Linked DNA regions of Homo sapiens: region 2 is linked to region 1. A link is a contact called in ENCODE POLR2A ChIA-PET data. All regions are on one chromosome and are shown on one strand. Each heading gives the region's core, a stretch centred on a gene start or an enhancer-like site at or near the end of the contact. The rest is flanking DNA. Distances are from core to core; before and after follow the strand shown.

Region 1 (3,651 bases), core at 1,117-3,616:
TGTCTTTCCACTAACATTTGGGGAAGCTGGGCTTGATGGCAGGTACCTGTAGTCCTAGCTACTTGAGAGGATGAAGCAGAAGAATCATTGAGCCCAGGAGTTCACGGCTGTTGTGCACAATGATCATGCTTGTGAATACCCAGTGCACTTCTGCTTGCGCAATACAGCAAGACCCCATCTCTTGAAAAAAAAAATGGGGAAACCCTGGGGACTATAAAGAGGACAAAGATAGCTCTTAGAGTTCAATGAAGTAAGACCATCCCTCAGTGTCCACAGGGGATTGGTTCCAGGACACTCCCACATACCAAAACCCCAGGATGCTCAAGTCCTTACACACAATGGTATAGTATTTGCATACAAACTATGCACATTGTCCCATATACCTTAAACCATCTCTAGGTTACTTATAATACCTAATACAATGGGAAATGCTATGTAAACAGTTGTTACATCCATATTGTTAAGGAAATAATGACAAGAAAAAAAGAGTCTGTGCGTGTTCAATGCAGACATTACCATTCTTTTTTTTTTTTTTTTTCAATTGTTTTTGTTCCAAAGTTGGTTGACACATATACAGAAGCCATGGATACAGAGGGCTAACTGAATTTCCTTCCAGGCCAGGACTATGTAATACAAATATGATGCAAGCCACCTATGTAATTAAAAATTTTCTAGAAGTCACATAAAAAGTAAAAATAAAGTTGAAATTAATTTTAACATATTTTATTTGATCCATTATATATTATTTCAACATGTAATCGACATAAGAATTACAATATTTTACATTTGTTTTCTAAGTCTTTGAAATCTGGTGTACATTTTGGACTCATTGCATGTCTCAGTTTGGACAAGCCACATTTCAAATGTCAAGAGACGTATTTAACTGGTGGCTACCCCAATGGATAGGGCAGTTCTAGGTAGTCTATTTTCAGTTCCTCTCTTCTCCCTTAAGCCTCTGGAACTGTGATGGGAATAATCTGTCATGTGAATTCCTAGCACTTATCAGCACCTCTCATTATCACTTGGCCTCCTTGCATTATTTATTTTTGTGATGCATTTGTCTTGTCTCATGAACTAACTTGTAAACTCTATGAAGTCCAGGACCAAAGACACATGTAATCTCAAGACTGGAAATATCTTTAACAAAACCATCAACTAATTATTCTGTTGATGTGTGGCTCCCCTGTACCAAGTCCCTATTAAGTGAGCTTCAGAATCTCCTTGAAGCAAAATTCTGTGGTTGAGGTATTCACACATGCTAAGGTAGGCAATTCTTTGGGTCGTGCTACAAGGGCATCTTCTTTTCAGGATCTTAAATCTGTTCCCTGAAGTTTGCATCACATGAAACAAATCAACTTCACATGATAGGTCATTTCATATTTGGAGAGAGTCCAGTAGTTTTCTCTCTTCTAGGTGAGTCCTGGAAGGTTTAATCAATCCTTCTTCACTTGCCCTGTTTTTGAGTTCTCGTCATCATTTTGCTCTTCCCTGATATAATGCCAGCTTGATTAAAGTCTTCAAATGCTGAACACAGCACTTCAGAGGTGGTCTGACCAGTAAAGACAATAACTGGATCACTATTGGCTGCCTCTACAAAACAGTTCTACCAGGCATCGGGGCACATTACCTTGAGGAAGCGGGAATGGCAGAAGAGAGCCACAACAAACATATTAACTCATACTATCTTTGCATTGTTGGCTTTTAGTCTAGAACTCTTTGCAGATAAACCACACAATTCTTTAGGTTAGTTTTTCTTCGTATCTTCCTATCTTTTCAATCGAGTTAGGGAATCTTTGGGCTTTCTGTTTTTGGAGGAGGTCTTCTGACCGAAGAGCCGACTTGCAGAGATCACTTTGAGGGAACTAAGCTGAGAATCCAGAAAGCTTATGGAAAACAGGCCTTGACACCAGAGAACCATGTATACTCTCTAGCAGCCAGAGGGCTTTGGCTGAAAACGACGATAGCAACTACCTGTTTCTTCATTCAAATTGCTCTCCTTTCCTTTACCTTTAATAGGAATTATTTCCTCCACATATTTACCTTACAGAGAAGGGCGGGGAGAAGACGCGGCAGACTGAAGTAAATGCAGGGAAAAAACTCACAGGTAGAGAGGTAGAGACGGCAGGCCTGGCCCGTTGCGGGCAGCCAGGGTAAAGTGGAGCGTCCCGCTCCCGCCCTGGGGCGCATCCTCGCCGCCGCCGGGACCTTCCGCCTCTGCTCCTCCGAACCCAGCGGACTAGAGGCTGGAGGCGGGAGGCGGAGCGGCGCGCGCACGCGGGCGGGGCAGAGGGCCCGGAGTCGACGAGTCGACGTGCCGACGTTGGCGCTGCAGCGGGGCGGTGACGTGTAGGCCGGCGCCAGCTCCACTCTGTCCCTCCTCGCCGGGTCTGTGCGTCTTTGCGTCTGTCTGTCTGACTGATGGTCCTCACACGCGGTTCCCTGTGACTGGGCGCGACCCCGGCAAGCGCGGCTTGGAGGGCGGACGGGGCGCGGCGATACAGCTGCCCGCTCGCATCTTTGGCCCTGCGCTCAGCTCCTCACCCGGCGTGGGAAGTTAAAGTAAAACCGAAAGGGAAGAAGGCGCGGTGGCAGGAGCTGACAGAGTGATGGGAAACGCGTGAGCCAGGCCGAGAGGTGAGGAGGTGGAGGTGGAGGTGGGAGGACGAGAAGGGTCGCCGCGGCCAGGGGAGCTGGCTGGAGGCGGGGACGGCGAGGCGGGCTACGCGACCCGCCAGAGATTCTCTTCCTGCCTCCGGGGCAAGTCCCGACCTGTCATCCTTTTCAGTGGCATGAGGTCGAGTCCGGGGTCTCGCAACAATACCGCCCATTCCTAGAGTTTGTAGGTGGGGTTGGGGATAGAAAACTTAACCTAAGCTACATATTGTCCAAGTGTTAAGCCACAACGTGACCAGATGAGGTTTTTCTGTCCCATGCATGGGTAATTTGTTTTCTTTTTTTCTGTTACAAAGCCTTGATAACTTCGTTTTCTTCACGTAGATTTGGGGAAAGAAATCTTCCTCATATTTTTCCCCCAACACACTGGAAAGTAAATAGGTAGCTGACCGTGATGGATTGTGGGTGAATTTCGCAATCAAGGAGCCTATAATGTCATTTTGAAATAAATAAATGTGTATGTGGGTGCTAGGGAGGTTTTGTGAGTACTGGGCAGTCATTTCAAATAGGTTTCTTATAAATTAACTTACTCATGGAATGCAGTGTGCTAATGGTATTTGCTATTCTTTGGTTTAAAAGAAGCATAATTCTAGGGGCTGGTAAAAGTTTGATGTGTTGTCACTTGTGCATTCAAACTCATGGTTACATTTTCTTTCTTTCCCTAGGTTAGGTGAGATTGACAGCCATTTTCTCCATCACCAGATTTTATGTTTCATAGATTGAAATCCTTTTTCTGATTCTCAAAGTTCTCAAATGTTGAGAATTAAGCTTTTGGTTTTACTATGGATTGTGCTCCAGTTTATGTTGTCTCTTTTTTTTAATGATGGTTATAATAGTCTTGCATGAGAAAAATGATCCTTAAAGATGCTCTTAAGCTTAGGCTAAATAATCCTATTTATATGAGAAATTAATTTTTCATGGTTCAGCTTTCTTGATCCCTGCTTAACAGTTTTTTGTCATTCATTCATTCAAGTCTTC
Region 2 (3,422 bases), core at 88-2,587, about 11 Mb before region 1:
ATGTTGAGCAACCTGCTTCCTGTATCCTGCTTGAGCAGAACCTGGTACAATCTGAACAGGGATGCTCTGGGGCCTGTCCCCTTGATGAGAGTAGAGAGATAGCCGGCTGAGTGGACTGACACTTGGACCCCTTCAACAGGCAGACAAGTCCAGCACCAGGAGCATGGTGTGTCTGCCCAGGGCGCCCAGCTGGCCAGTGACATGGCTGAGTTCGTACCCAGGTCCTCCTGACTCCAAAGCTCCAGCTAACACTGCTCCCATTACTGACTGCTGCCCCGAAAGGCAGTTGTCTCTCTCTCTCTCTGTTCACATCGCTGGGTATCATCCTGCCTGCAGCGCTCCTTCATGCAATAAATTCTGCAGGCTACTGATTAAACAATGGGAAGGAAAGGGGAGAAAAAAAATCTTGAGGTCAGGAAAATGCAGCCAGAGGAGGTTAGTGTGCATGTGTGCATGTGTATGTATGTGTGTGTGTGTGTTCTTAAAATTAACCACTTTTTTTGTGCCTGACAATAGGGTGGTGTGTGTGCACAAGCCACAGGCATGTGTATGCTGTGTGTACACGTGTGTCCAGGAGCATGGTCAGTGAGCCCCCCCCCACCCCCCCAGTGGTTATGGGCAGCAAATACTGATTTTTTGGGTTTTTTTAAATTTTTTTTTTGAGACGGAGTCTTCGCTCTGTCGCCCAGTCTGGAGTGCAGTGGCGATCTCGGCTCACTGCAAGCTCCACCTCCCGGGTTCACGCCATTCTCCTGCCTCAGCCTCCCGAGTAGCTGGGACTACAGGCGTCCGCCACTACGCCCGGCTAATTTTTGTATTTTTTAGTAGAGACGGGGTTTCACCTTGTTAGCCAGGATGGTCTCGATCTCCTGACCTCGTGATCCTCCCGCCTCGGCCTCCTAAAGTGCTGGGATTACAGGCGTGAGTCACCGCGCTCGGCAATGCTGATGTTTTAAGCAGTTAGAGGAGGTGGAAGAAGCTCGACTCCCTCTTCTTCCCCATTATCTGCCCACAATCCCCTCCTTTGGAGCTGCTAATGATTACTAATTCTTAACATTCGAGTTCAATCTCCTCCCGGAGACACCCTCCCAGGCGAGGGCACTGCGACTACACTGAGGTTCTGCCCACTCCTGGGCAGCTTCTTAGCTGGGTGGCGAAAACAAAAATGCCGCCTAATTGGTCACTGGCCCTTTCTCATGAATGAAGGAGGTTTCTGTTTTAAGAAATAAAGTGACTCCTCAGCCGTTGATTCACTGCCCACAGGGAGATTTTGAGCAGAGGCTTCCTAGGCTCCGTAGAAATTTGCATACAGCTTCCACTTCCTGCTTCAGAGCCTGTTCTTCTACTTACCTGGGCCCGGAGAAGGTGGAGGGAGACGAGAAGCCGCCGAGAGCCGACTACCCTCCGGGCCCAGTCTGTCTGTCCGTGGTGGATCTAAGGTAAGTTATTCGGAGTTGCCACTTGCCTGGTCTTATTTCTTCACCTCTGACCTATTTCCCAAAGCACGCTGTTTCTCCTTTACTGAAACATTCTGCCTCTACTTTCCTCTGTGTTCGTCTCCCCTCCTTTAACTTGTTCGCACAGAGACCATCTTAGCTGAGAAAATGACAGTGAAGTTTGTGCTGCAAGGATGTGTTGCTAGTATAGTATTTCAGGCCAGCGAGCCCCGCCGGGTTAACCCTTTGAGGAGAGGAGGCTCGCACACGGGGACAGCTCGGAGCTGCCTGGGAACCATTCGTTTGGGTACTTAGTGTCCCCACAAGTTTCTCTCAAGAATTCAAGCCCCACTTCTCCAAAGAGAGAGCCAGGGATGGCAAAGATTAAGTAATTGGCTTTCAGCCCCAGAACACGTCAGTGGCAGTTTTCTCAATCCTTGTTTCGTGCAGGGGGGAAAAAAATCAACAGCACATTTTTGGGCCAGGAAGTTCTGCTGAGCTCTGTGCTGGCTGTGAGCCGCCTCCCGGCCCCTCTCCGCAGCCGCCCTCCAGCCCTCCCAGCCTGGCGCTGGACGGAGCCTTTGGGAACAAGGGGGAGAAATGCCAGAACTTGATCTTAGAAGCTAATCAAGCTTCTTGTGACTTTCAAGTTCAAGATGGTATCTTAGAATAGGGGGATTTTTTTTTTTTTAAAGGAACAGGAGAACAAGAGGCCAAATTTTTTAAAAGGACAAGAAACTTGGTTTCAAGTTCTTCACTTCTTGTGGTTCCATGACTTAGGCAATTCACTCTGACTCCACTAAGCCTGGATTTCTTCATCAGTAAATTGATGGGGGGTGGTGATCTAACATGAGTGTGTCAAATTCCCTTATAAAACAAAGCCAGGATAGTCCCAGAGGGGTAGTGGTAATGGGTGGTCTTCAAGACTTGTTTTGTTTACCGATTATTCACATATTTTAATTTTACCTCCCACTACCAGTTGGTTACCCCCTTGAGGAAAGGACTTTGTTTCCTGATATTTTTCTACCTCCCAGAATCCAGCATGCTACCAAATGCCTAGTAGGTGCTCACCCCCCTTCCATGTCAACTGCTTTGATTTCTGTTTCACTCGTCTGCTCTCAAGGCAAGAGGTAAAGCAGCAGTCAGGGCGAAAGGCTGGGAGACACGTGTCTCTGCGGGAGGGCTGCCTGGAATTGAGGCCTTATTACTGGCTCTAGCCAAATAGGAGAAAACAGGGAGTTTCTCGAATTAGTTCATGTCCCATTTGGGTTACCCAGGAAGGATAGTCTGTGCTATTGTCCACAGAGTCAAGGCAGGCCAGAGAACTGGCAGACAAGCCCAGCTCCAGAAGCCAGAGTTACTGCTGTAGCTGGACCTGGAAACCACTCCTCAGCTGGACCAGTCACTGTGTGTGGGGCCTTTAATGGGAGGGGAAGGGAAACTATGAAACACATCCTAATACCATGTAAGGGTGATGACTGTGATTAGAGACATTATTAGATGGCGGATACACAGAATCCTTAACTTTTTCCAGACCGTGACTTAAAAAAAAATTGTCATTGTTTCTTTTTGGCAATTACTTGCCATCAATACAGTTCAAACAGGCCCTAGCTGACTGGGATGGGCTGGTGCAGGACTTTTGGTTTCTGTGGGATGTCCTGGTGTAGTCCGTGTCATGTTTTTAGGCATTTCTCTCTATTCCCCTGGGATGAAAGGACAGGAATTTCAAGATATTTCACCTGCAATGAGTTCCTGATTTTATTTTCAAACAACGATGCACCATTATCTGAAAGCAGGCTAACTGTTGTGCACTTGCCAGCCTCGCTCTAATCCTTAAAGGCCACACACCACAGTCATTCTTAATCTGCTGCTGCAGCTACCAGTCACTCCATGATGGAGCATCAAAAGATGGATAATGTAGTTACTCTGCTCTGTTCCTTGCATGGGGTGGGTTAAACAGAAGTGAGGTCTGAGTAATGTACCAAC

Evidence for each region. ChIA-PET counts read pairs that join two places held with the same protein, here RNA polymerase II (POLR2A).
Region 2: POLR2A ChIA-PET joins it to region 1 with 11 read pairs in CD4-positive, alpha-beta T cell. The contact joins the promoter of TRAF3IP2 here to the promoter of ASCC3 in region 1. POLR2A ChIA-PET finds 5 or more read pairs at or near these places in 2 of 52 experiments (CD4-positive, alpha-beta T cell and OCI-LY7).

Annotation. Positions count from the first base shown.
Region 1 is chr6:100,880,044-100,883,694 of GRCh38, reverse strand. It overlaps ASCC3 (activating signal cointegrator 1 complex subunit 3), which reads left to right and starts at 2,366. Exons shown (of 42, transcript NM_006828.4): 1 at 2,366-2,634. It overlaps LOC107984041 (a long non-coding RNA gene), which reads right to left and starts at 2,238. Exons shown (of 8, transcript XR_007059692.1): 1 at 2,041-2,238. RefSeq lists an enhancer at 2,403-2,522.
Region 2 is chr6:111,603,793-111,607,214 of GRCh38, reverse strand. TRAF3IP2 (TRAF3 interacting protein 2) reads left to right here and starts at 1,337. Exons shown (of 9, transcript NM_147686.4): 1 at 1,337-1,439. RefSeq lists enhancers at 1-373, 1,219-1,268, 1,559-1,628.